Regions from separate parts of the Mus musculus genome. Here region 2 is linked to region 1. Evidence: chromatin contacts called from ENCODE POLR2A ChIA-PET data. All regions are on one chromosome and are shown on one strand. Each heading gives the region's core, a stretch centred on a gene start or an enhancer-like site at or near the end of the contact. The rest is flanking DNA. Distances are from core to core; before and after follow the strand shown.

The links. ChIA-PET counts read pairs that join two places held with the same protein, here RNA polymerase II (POLR2A).
Region 2: POLR2A ChIA-PET joins it to region 1 with 10 read pairs in embryonic stem cell. The contact joins the promoter of Rps6kb2 here to the promoter of Gstp2 in region 1. POLR2A ChIA-PET finds 5 or more read pairs at or near these places in 3 of 5 experiments (Patski and embryonic stem cell).

The regions. Positions count from the first base shown.
Region 1 is chr19:4,039,345-4,045,163 of GRCm38, forward strand. It overlaps Gstp2 (glutathione S-transferase, pi 2), which reads right to left and starts at 2,877. Exons shown (of 7, transcript NM_181796.2): 1 at 2,821-2,877; 2 at 2,559-2,594; 3 at 2,240-2,346; 4 at 2,054-2,141; 5 at 1,638-1,741; 6 at 1,364-1,471; 7 at 944-1,195. The coding sequence starts at 2,821. The coding sequence ends at 1,007.
Region 2 is chr19:4,162,111-4,168,037 of GRCm38, forward strand. It overlaps Rps6kb2 (ribosomal protein S6 kinase, polypeptide 2), which reads right to left and starts at 1,273. Exons shown (of 15, transcript NM_021485.3): 1 at 1,058-1,273; 2 at 712-752; 3 at 493-613; 4 at 150-218. The coding sequence starts at 1,135. It overlaps Carns1 (carnosine synthase 1), which reads right to left. Exons shown (of 10, transcript NM_134148.2): 10 at 2,214-4,454. The coding sequence ends at 3,228.

The DNA.
Region 1 (5,819 bases), core at 1,627-4,126:
AAGGTAAGCAGAGGCCCTCTGTACAGTTTGTGACCCTCCACCAGGCCAGCCTCGGGTCACAGTTCCTTAGCCCATCCAAAGCCAGGGAATTAGCTCTGGCCTGCAGCCAGGTGTTGAGTATTCCTGGGACTGACTGGCAAATCAACATGGGGCCCCCTTCATTACATGTTGGTTCACTTTTCTTTCTTCCTTCCTTCCTTTCTTTCTTCCGTTCTTCCTTCCTTCCTTCCTTTCTTTCCTTTTTTGTCCCTGGTTTTTAAGACAAGGTTTCTCTGTATAGATCTGGCTGTCCTGGAACTCTGTACACTCCTACACTCTGAAGATCAGGCTAGCCTCCAACTCAGAAATCCACCTGCCTCTGCCTCACAAGTGCTGGGATTAAATGTGTGCGCCACCACTGCCCAGCTCATTCATATATATATGTGTGTGTGTGTATGAGAGAGTTGGGGTGGGGGTGGGGGTAGAGGCAGGGTTTCTCTGTGTAGCCTTGGCTGGCCTGGAACTCACTTTGTAGACCAGGCTGGCCTCGAACTCAGAAATCCGCCTGCCTCTGCCTCCCAAGTACTGAGATTAAAGGCATGCACCACTATGCCCACTGTTTTGTTTTGTTTTTTAGATTTATTTATTATATGTAAGTACACACCAGAAGAGGGCATAAGTTCTCATTATGGATGGTTGTGAGCCACCATGTGGTTGTTGGGATTTTAACTCAGAACCTCCTGAAGAGCAGTCAATGCTGTTAATTGCTGAGCCATCTCTCCAGCCCTAATTTCTCTTCTTCTTCTGCTCTTAACCCCTTCCTGTTTCAAAGGTCAGCAAATATTAAGCAGGAAGATGTCCTGGTCCCACCCTTATGTGCAAGTTTCCTGTCCTCTGCCCTTTTCCAGCCTGAGGGTCCCAGAGCCCCCTTTTCAACAGGAAACGGCACCAAAGACACCTCTTCTGTCTTACAAACTTTATTAGTGCTGGGAAAACGGGGACAAGAAGCTCTTGTCTCTTCAGTCCACTACTGTTTGCCATTGCCATTGATGGGACGGTTCACATGTTCCGGGGAGGACAGAAAGGCCTTGATCTTGGGCCGGGCACTGAGGCGAGCCACATAGGCAGAGAGCAGGGGGAAGTTGTCCAGGCAGCCAGGGGCCAGGACTTGGTGGATCAGCAGCAGGTCCAGCAAGTTGTAATCGGCAAAGGAGATCTGCAGGGGCAGGAGGTGTGGGTCTCAGCAGCTGGGAGGAGGCTGGGGCTGGGGGGCAGAGAGCTGAGGGCCCTCACCCCCACCTCCACCCCTTAGCTCTGCTCCACTTTACATATGGCTCCCTCTTGTCCTTATCCACAAGGCAAAGGCAATGCAAGAGATGCTCACCTGGTCACCCACGATGAAAGCTTTGCCTCCCTGGTTCTGGGACAGCAGGGTCTCAAAAGGCTTCAGATGCCCAGGCAGGGCCTTCACGTAGTCATTCTTACCATTCTCCTGCCAGGGAGACACCCAAAGATGTACCATCCTCCCACTGTCACAGTGCCCTGGGCACTGGACTCCTGCTGCCCTGTAATGAATTCCAGATATACCCCCCCCCCCAGGGACATGGCCTACCACTACCTACTTCCTGGGCTACCCTACCCCCCAGATTCAGGCTCACATAGTTTCTGTAGATCATGGTGCCATATTTGCCGCGAAGGTCCTCCACCCCATCATTCACCATATCCACCTGGGCGGCCTCCCTCTGGTTTTTCCCATAAAGCCCTGCGGGTTGGGAGAGACAGCATGACTGATCCCTGATTTCCTCAGGTATGTGGCTGTTGGTAGGTCGCAGTCTTGGGGGAGGGGATATGGGTAGTCATGTGAGACCTGAGCTCATGAAAGGCAACAGGAAGCCATGGCAGGCAGACCACAGATGCAGCCTGAACAAGGATAATCTCTGTGTGTCCCTGTTTTGCTCTGTCAACTCAAAACTAAAAAGGGAGTGGCCAGCTGGGCAGATACCCCCTGAAACAATAACTGATACCCCCCCCACCACCCTGCCCACCAGCTGGACCACCTGGGTTCAGGACTTACCCAAAGAGCGGCCAAGGTGTCTCAAGATGGCATTAGATTGGTAAAGGGTGAGGTCTCCATCCTCAAACTTGGGGAGCTGCCCATACAGCTGGAGGGAGGAACAAGAACCTTGGTGATGCTGCTGCCTCCCAGTCACAGCCCTCCTAAGGCCCTACCTCTGCCCCCTCCACTACGGGTGTCACTCACACAAGTGGGCTTGAGCAAGCCTTGCATCCAGGTATCTATGGTAACCACCTCCTCCTTCCAGCTCTGGCCCTGGTCAGCCAGCAGCATGCGCATGGCCTCACACCGCCCTGTATGGAGTCAGGGTAAGGATTTGGGGGATAGTGTAAAGGCCCAGCCTCAAAGCAATTTCGAGTACAAGGACTGACTGGCCATGGTGAGGGAAGTAGAGCCTTGCAACCAGGAGGATTAATGATGAATTGCAATTTCTCCATGGCAGATAGGAATGGTGGGCTGCAACCCCTACCCCAGACCTCCCCTTCCTGCAGTCATTAGCTCCTACCTGGACTTGGGAAGTAGACAATGGTGTACGGCGGCACTGGGGGACAGGAGAAGAATGTTAGGTAGAAGAAGGGGAATGATTAGGGTTCAGTGTGGTGCACTTTCCCGCTCCATCTCCCGGGTCCCTTTTCTGATTTGTTCCCCACACCCCGTCCCAGGCTCCTGGTGCAAAATGCCCGGTGCAGAGAGCTCAGTCCAGAGCGAGCCCTGGCCCCGACAGCTGCAAGCTGGTAGTTCGGGGAAGCTTCAGGGCGTGGACTCACTGGCTGCTGTGCAGAGAGAAGTGGGGATCAAGTGCTGAATAGTCAGAGAGGTGTCTCAGGGATGGAAGCAAACACAGGCCCCAGGACAGCCAGCCTTATAAGGGGCATTGCGCTCCGCCCCGGATGCCGCCCCGGATGCTGACTCAACACGTTGGAGAGAATAGCCGGTATTGGATCTCTGCAGCTCCCGCCTCCTGCCCGAGACACTAGCATGTGACCCGAGTCGGCCACAGTGCTGGGTTCATTTTTGAGTCCTGCTCCGAGAAGGGTGTGTCCAGCTCCCTTCCACTTTGTGCTGGAGCTGGACAGCTTTCTGCAGCATGTGCAACTCTGTCAGCCTTCTGCCTATCCCCATCTACCAACCTCTCTAGTAGATTCCGTTAGTGGCCATCCTTAACTCACCAACTTCTTTCTCCTGCCCAAAGAGCTTCGTTTGCTCCTTTGACCTTCGCTAGGAATAGCCAGAAAACTGCGCTTTTGTGTTCTTTATGTCAGAGATCTGAGGAGCTTCAAAAAGCGAAGAAAAATCAAGTGAAGAGACAAAGTTGCAGTTGTATGTCAAAAACCTTAGTTGGTGGTTCCTCGCCTTTCTGACATGGACTCTAGTTCTTCAGCCCTTCAAAAATAACAGCTGGAGAGATGGCCCCGATGTTCAAGGCATTTCCAGATCTTACACAGGACCCAAGTTCAGTTCCCAGAACTCAGCCAGGTAGCTCACAACTGGCTTGAACTCTGGAGCCAGATCTGACACTTGGGGCTTACTTGGGGACTGCACTCATTTGCACAAACAGAGACACATAATTTTTAAAAATAAAAAAAATAATAACAAAATAAACACCTGTCCCTAAAGGCTACCACACACAACCTCACTGTTACACACACCCAAGTGTGTGAGCCCACAACTGAGAGGGAGGGAGAGAGAGAGAGAGAGAGAGAACATCATATCACATCACATCACACTCTTCAGTCATGCCCTCTGGTGTTGAGGGGGCAGCTATGTCTTCCCTCAGGCTGGCTAAGGGCTGTTTCTTTCTTCAGTCTCCCCTTCCTTCCTTGCTTCTCCCTTCTCTGTGTCTCCCTGGGTAATGGGGATTTGGACTATTCAAGCAGTTGTAGGTAGCTACACCTGTGTCTCACTCTTTCCTCCCGCAGCCTGCCTGTCCTAGCTGGTGTCTGGTTCTTTTTTTTTTTTTTTTTTTTAAAGATTTATTTATTATATGTAAGTACACTGAAGCTGTCTTCAGACACTCCAGAAGAGGGCGCCAGATCTCGTTACGGATGGTTGTGAGCCACCATGTGGTTGCTGGGATTTGAACTCCTGACCTTCGGAAGAGCAGTCGGGTGCTCTTACCCACTGAGCCATCTCACCAGCCCTGGTGTCTGGTTCTTTTTCTTTATTTTCTTTCTTTCTTTCTTTCTTTCTTTCTTTCTTTCTTGTTCTTTTTTTTCACTTTTTTTCTCTTTTTTATTTTTATTTTTATTTATTTTTTTTTTTTGGTGTCTGGTTCTTGCTGGTCTGTCTCCTCCTCTTTCCCTACTCAGTTACTTCAAAGGAGCAGAAGTCAACTTCTCATTTTGAACTGAAATTCATGCAGAAACATTTTCCACGCCCAACCCTGCCCCTAGCCCCTCCCCAGGCTTTGACTCTGTGCCCTGTGGATCATAAAATACTGACCATTCCCCTTTCCCACAGCACAGTCCTGGCCTTTCTGCCCCTTCTATAGAGCACAGACATGTGTGGGGGCTAAGGGACTACTGGATTCCCAGTCCCTATTGGACCCCAGGCTGAGCCTGCCCTTTCTTATTGTGTTCATCTACTCCCCTCTCAGTTCCTGGCTGTATCTGGGATGCATCTGCATCCGTAGAACCTGGGACAGGTGTATATGCATGCACTGTAGCGTCACATTCTCAACTACTGTCAGCTCCCTCAGGCCCCAGTTTTCATCACTGAGGTTCTGGGCCTGTTGGGAGCTATTAAGACAACTCTTGATCTCTGAATTGGGCCTCTCCCCCGAGAAGAAAAGGGAGTCAAAAGCGGGCCACCACACACCGATTCTGAGAACAACCACAGAATGTTCCAGCCCTAAGTCATCACAGATGTCCCGACCAAACCCTGATACCACCAAGTTCCTGCTTCCCTGTGTAACTGCCTAAAAAATGTGCAAATTCTATTGCCCCCAGCCCCCCACTGATAAGTACTTCTCCTTTTGCTTGTATTGCCCCACCCCTCCTGCTGATAAGTATCTGTACTTCCCCTTTTGCTTGTGCATTTAAGCCTTGGGCCTTTCTCAATGCAGTGGGGTCTTGATGCAATTCAGAAGGTTTCCTTGTCATTATTCGCACAAGACCCTCGTCTCTCTCTACCCTCCCCCCCAATTTGGTTCTTAGGAGAAGGTCCCCTCAAGACCCTCGAAAAACTGGACCTGCTGGACGGGTCATGGGCCCTTCTTGTGTTCTTGAATTTTTTTTTTCTTGCCTGGTGGAAACTGCTAGCTCCTAACAGTGGGCTCTGTTTAGACTGCATAAGCTGGCCTTAAACTTGTAGCAACTCCTCTGCCTCAGTCTCTTAAGTGCTGGAACTACAGGTATATCACTGAACCTGTTACTCTGCTCTCAAAGATATAAAGGAAGAAGAAAATCTACACTCTAGCCCTCCCCCTCCCCCAACCCATACTTTGGGTTACTGCCTTATTCAGAGTATCTGGCCCAAGAACTAGAGGACTTTATGTAGTTATAAGTACAGATTTTTGACCTGTAATCCCATCACCTGAGAGACAGAGATAAGACTCCTAGTTAGCTAGTCAGACATGCTGGAATTGGTGATCTTGAGTTTATTTGGGATTCTGCCTCAATTAAAAAAAAAAAAAAAAAGGGCAGAGAGCCATTGAGGAGGGTGCCTGGTGTTGAAAGACCCTCGAGGGGAGACCCTCACTCAGACACTCAAGTCCCGGGACAGCCGCGTACCCAAGAAGACACTGAGACCATACATAAAATGTAGA
Region 2 (5,927 bases), core at 23-2,522, 120 kb after region 1:
AAAATCGTATGTATGACAATAGATGCTAAGTCAGCAAGTGTCAAGATAAGGACTGTCTTTATCATGTTTCCGGCTGTCTTCCCGAGACCTGGCACAGGCTGATGGGGATGGCAGCTACTCTGTCTCTGCTGGCTAAGCGAGTGACTCACCTTCCTTAAGACCTTCATGGCATATATTTTTCCCAAGTTGGTGCCTTGCACTTTTCTCACCTGGAACACCTGTAGGGCAGGGGAGACAGGATTAACTTCTCTGACCACACCCCACCTTCAAGGTTGCCCCACCCTAAAGGGACCAAAAGGTCTAAACTCAGCTTAAGGGTGGAACAGTAAAGATCTCCATCAGATTTTGAAAGGATATGCCCTTCCTTCCCCCAGGTCTCCAGCTCTGAATTCCATCAGAGACTCCGTACATTTACAAGCCTATTGGGTGTGAAGGATAGTATGCTGTCTCAGGCTAGAGCTGAGGTCGCCAGGGAGAGAGGGATGTTAGTACCTTGCCATAGCCCCCCTTGCCCAGTACACTCAGTAGCTCAAAGCAGTGGGGCCCGATGCGCTCAGGACCCAGGTTCACGCTGCTCTCTGTCAGCTCTACTTCTTCATAGTGTCCCACTGTCCTAAAGACAGAATAAGTTAATGAGGGAAAGGCTCTAGTGTACTCCAAGTCCCGACCCCTACTCCATACCCCCACCCCCCAAGCAAGACCCTCACTCACTCCAGGCCAGCAGCCCTTAATTCGCCAAGGGGACACACGTCCTGTGAGAAACCAAGTAATAAGAACCATGGGAGGTGCCAGAATACCTCCTCCCAACCTAGGCTCAACTGCTTGGCCCAGGGGAGAGGACCAAGGATAGAAGACAGGAGCAGGGATGGGGAAAGGTTGGGAAGGAGAGACCAAGGATAGAAAAGGAAAGATTGGGTCCAGGGGCTGGGGCTGGGGTTGGGGTTGGGGCTGGATCTGGGTTTGTAGGGGTCACAAACCACTCAGAGTTGGGAGCGCCAGGGTTTTGGTTAACCAGCCGGGCTCCCGGGTCCAGTCGCGCCCGGAGAGAAACACTCACCGCAGGGCTGAACTCCGGTTCGCCCTCGCCCTCGCTCCCTTCCTCGGTCTCCAAGTCTAAATCAAATACGGCCGCCATGGCCCCGCCGGTCCCGCGGGACCCTTGGCCCGGACCAGGCAGAACTCTGACTGACAGCACCGGGCTGTGCCTACGTCATTTCTCCGCGACAGCAGCCGCTCGCTCTGTTGACGCAATAGCTTCACCCACTCTCAAGTCGAGTGGGAAGAAAAGATGGCGCCTGTCGGAAAGCCTCTCGGGAGTCGTAGTTCCAGACATCTGGACCTCCCATCCTGCAAGCCTTATGAATAGAATAGGCTTTACTAGACCATCTTCCTTGTCGGTTTCTCCTGGGCCAGCTCTCGCCCCGAGCCGCGCGCACAGAGGCTCCCATTTTGACTCTGGAGCAAGTTCAAGATTTAATGGGCAGAATTACAGATGCATGAACGTTTAAGTGGCAACTCCTCAGCCCTTCTTAGTGCTGTGAGCTGCCCAGAAAGAAAACTTGTGTCTGTTCGGTTGTATTAGGGGACAGTAAGCTGTATTAGGGACACTCCATACAACCTCCCTGAAGCTCACAGACCCTGCAGGTCTGACATTTTCTGGGCGACTGCCTGGGCTTTGTTTCAAGGCTCCCTTTCTGAAGGGCTCAACACACCTAAATATGGACTTTTGCTAATGTATGCATACCGAGTATTTGAGCTGCCTAGTTCAGAATAGATATTTTAATAGAATATAGTTGAAAGGATGGATGAGAACTGGCGAGATGGTTCAGCGGGTAAAATCACTTGCCATACAAATGGCAAGTGACTGCTGGGGTTCGATCCCAAACGAAGCCTGTCCATTTCTATTGGAGTCTGTCTGGATAGCTTTTCCATTGCACACGGGATGCCCACTGAGGTATAGGATATGAACTCAGATGAACAAAATTTAGGGGTATCCAGGTCTGCAGAGGGATTACTGCCTGAATATGATTTAGGATTATAATTCAAGAAAAAAAAATCTCAAACATACATGTAGATATAAGGTAAGCCCGTAGCAAAGGTCAACCCTGGGGCCCAGCCAATGGGGTGCTTTCTACCTCTCCCTCCCACTTCCCAGCTCCCCACCTACTGAACCTGGGAGGGGAGCACTAGCTAAAACACTGGACTCCGGATACTTCACTAGTTAACAAGTCTTTATTTAGGTAGGCAGGTTTCAGGAGCTGTCCTCGGCTCCTGAGCAAAGACAGGTGTTTTCAGAGTAGCTAGCTCCCTAAAATGAGGAAAGGTGTACACAGAAGTCCCAGGGCCAAGCTAGCTAGGAATGCCAGAGGCCAAAGCAACAAAGCTGGTAGAGATCGTGTGTGGTGTATGGGAGGCAGGTGTTTAGGAGTCTGAGTGCTGCCTATAAATGAAGATAGAAAGGAGAGAGGACCTGGAGGCTAACTGAGCGTTTAAAACAGTAAACAGAGAAGGTTGGCCTTGGCATTCTGTCTACATCCACTATAATAGGAACTTGGAGGCAGTCTTTTTTTTTTTTTCTCTCTCTGAGCCTGCTTCCTCATCTGTAACATAGGGGCACTAGGGTCTGCCTGAAAGCATGAAGGGAAATGTTTACTCCTAGTGCTGAGCACAGACATTTGCTTCTACTGCTCAGGCCAACAGACACAGTGAAGCACGGCCAGACATTTTCAGCAGGCTCTACAACTGTCCTGGGTTTTGCATAAAGGCTAGTGTGCTAATCTCCCATTTCATGGCCTTTGTCCAAGGCTAGGGGCTGGTGAAGGTTCTCTCCTTGTGTAGGTGACAGGAAGAGCTGGACCTAGGCGGTGGAGGGGTAAGAGAGGAGGAGCCTGGGTTTCACCCACCCCCATCTGGGCTGGGCACTGATGTGCCAGTGAAGAAGCTGCTATTTGTTAGTTCTTTAAAGGCTGGAGTCCTGGGGGTACCTGGGGCTAGATGGAGGCTTTCTGGAAGGCAAGAGGACCCAGCAAATTCCAGATACTTGTTTTATGGTCCTTGAATCCAGAAGACTTTGGTGTCACAATGGCTCTACTGTTCTGGAATAGGCCTGAGTTGTGGTAGCATGCTGACCCTGGGTTGGGGCAAAGTGACAGAGAGAGGGACAGGGAAATATAGCCCCACGGCCCCTCCTCCTGGCACTGCATCCCTGCTGCTCCTTGACCCCAGTGCTATTTGAAATGAGACAGGAAATGGGCAACAGGGTAGTTGGGCCTGTCAATGCCCAAGCCCTGACAGATGCCTAGCAGGCGGTGACAGGCCTCAGCAGGGCTGGGCCCAGCACAGGCCACATTGCAGTAGGGCTCCTCATACTGGCCAGGTATCAGGGCCTCCTCCAGCAGGTTGAGTCGTAATTGCCCCTGGTCATGGAGGGTTTGCAGAGTCTCTCTACTGCTCGGGGAACTCAGCAGCTGTAGGTGCTGGGACACCAGGCACATGATGCCCACTAGGTAGCCACGGGCACGAGGGTGAGCAGGCAAGGCAGGCTGCAGGCCACAGGCCACCATTGTAGAAGCCAGAAGCAAATCCACACCATAGAGCTCTAGGATCCAGTCTCGAAGGTAGAAGCCTCCCATTCGAGGGTTAATCTCGATGAGCCTTGGCCCAGCCCCAGTCATCTTGAGCTCCACATTGAAAACCCCATCCAGCAGCCCACAGCCCAGGCAGCAGCGAAAGGCTGCCTGCACCACCTGGGCCTCCTGCTCTGGTGCTAGCCCAGTGGGCATGCAGGCTGCAGTCTCTGTGAAGCCAGGCAGCCTTGTGGGGCCATTATCGGAGACGAAAGCAGCCAGCAACCGTCCACCGAACACCACCAGGTCCACGTCATGCTCTGTGCCCTCAACAAACTCCATCAGCAGCATAGCATTGCCCCAGCCCAGCCCGATGCCAGGGTGGTCAGCCTCACCCTGCAGGTCATGGAGGATCCGGGAAAAGTGCTCACGGCACTGGGGCCCATCCTTCACCAGCTGCACGCCTACTGCTCCTGACCCAAATTCCAGTTTCATCACACCTGGCAGGGGTACCTGGTAAATGGCTCTCTCCACATCAGCCTCATTCTCCAATGGGCAACAGGCCACAGCATGGAGAGAGGTCGAAGGCCAGGGTGGGCCCTGGCACCGCAACAGATGTAGCTGTGTGCGGCTCTTCTGCTTTGCCAAGCACATGGCAGCTGGGGGGCTGCAGGGCAGACCCAGCTCACGGCAGAGGAGAGCAGTAAGCACCAAGCAGTCATCCCAGAAGGAGAAGCAGCCATCTAGCTTCAGGTTCCGGGCCCGTACCAGCTCAGCCAGCAGCAGCGCATTCTCCTCATCCCTCCGGTGCTCAGTCACATCAAAGTGGATAAAGGTCTGTACCAGTTGGGATGCAAAGTGGTTGGGGTCTGATTCCACCAGGTGCAGCTGAAACAAACCGGAGGGACATTCATGTGAGCAGGTGTGTTGGGTCATGGACGATACAGGATGGGTTTCTACAGGGTAGACACCAGGTGCTCAATATATGTTTATTGACGACTTATATAAATGTAGAGAGGTGAGACACCTACTTCAGCCTGGATGGGAGGAAAATCAGAAGAAAAAAGGCTTCAGGAGGAAAGGGTGGGCCAAGTGAGAGGAGCAGGGTGCACGAAGAGCACAGCAGAGGGCTCATTAGAGCAAGCTCACAGGCAGCTCTCCTGTAGGGCTTGGAGGCCAGCCATCAGGGCTGTAGGGCTCGGAGGCCAGCCATCAGGGCTGTAGGGCTCGGAGGCCAGCCATCAGGGCTGGGGGCTAGAGGCAGGTGGCTTGCTCGGAGGCCAGCCATCAGGGCTGGGGGCTGGAGGCAGGTGGCTTGCTTGTCATTCCTTCCACATGTTCTAACACTGTAATGTGATGTGCAGGACTCCTGAGGAGCCCTAGCTCCCCAAAGCTTGTGTTCTGCTTGGTGAGCAGAGACACAAGGCAGCTGCTACTCAAGGCACAAGCAGCCACTGATGAGGGAGCAGAAGTGGCTGTGTGTAAGGTAACCAGGAATCTGTCAGTCCTGCAACTGGCACGCACACTATCAGGTAGGAATTGGGATGCCAGGGCTGTTGAGAATTCCCCAGGGACTGTGCATGGTGGAACGCGGGCAAAGAGGCCACTGTGGTGGACTGGAGCCAGCCTGAGACTCAGCTTTCTTATCTCTTTCAACAGGAATGATGTCTGCTGCCTGGCTAACTCCCGATCCTACAATGTGAGTCCCTGCCTTTTTCAAACAATAAACTTGCTGGGCAGTGGTGGCACACGCCTTTAATCCTAGCACTTGGGAGGCAGAGGCAGGTGGATTTCTGAGTTTAAGGCCAGCCTGGTCTACAGAGTGAGTTCCAGAACAGCCAGGGCTACACAGAGAAATCCTATCTTGAAAAAAACAAAAACCGAAAAAAACTCAATAAACTTATAAACATATCTTGACATCAATAAAGTGTTCATAGAGCACTTTATTGTGTTCCTGGAGGAGCCTATGTGCCAAGCTGCAGGAATTCAGCTTCAAAGTTTCCCCCAAGACAGAGCTAAACTTCTTCCTTAACCAGATCTTCAAGACCTAGTAGTTACAAGGTTTGGCGGTACAAACTTGTAATGCCATCATCTGGGAGGCTGAGGTAGAAGGATTGTGTTATGAAGGTCAAGTCTGGGCTGCATAGTGAAAAATGTGTCTGGGGAAAAAATGTGGAGGGGGCACTCAGGAGAGTGATCCCACACTTGGGAGGCAGAGGAAGAAGGAGCTCAGAGAGCTCAGGGCCAGCCTGACTTGCCTGCTCAGTTTCAGGTCAGCCCGAGCCACAGAGGAAGACCATGTCTGGCATAAATAAATAACTACTAAATTAAACAAAAATATAAATATAAAATAACATTCCT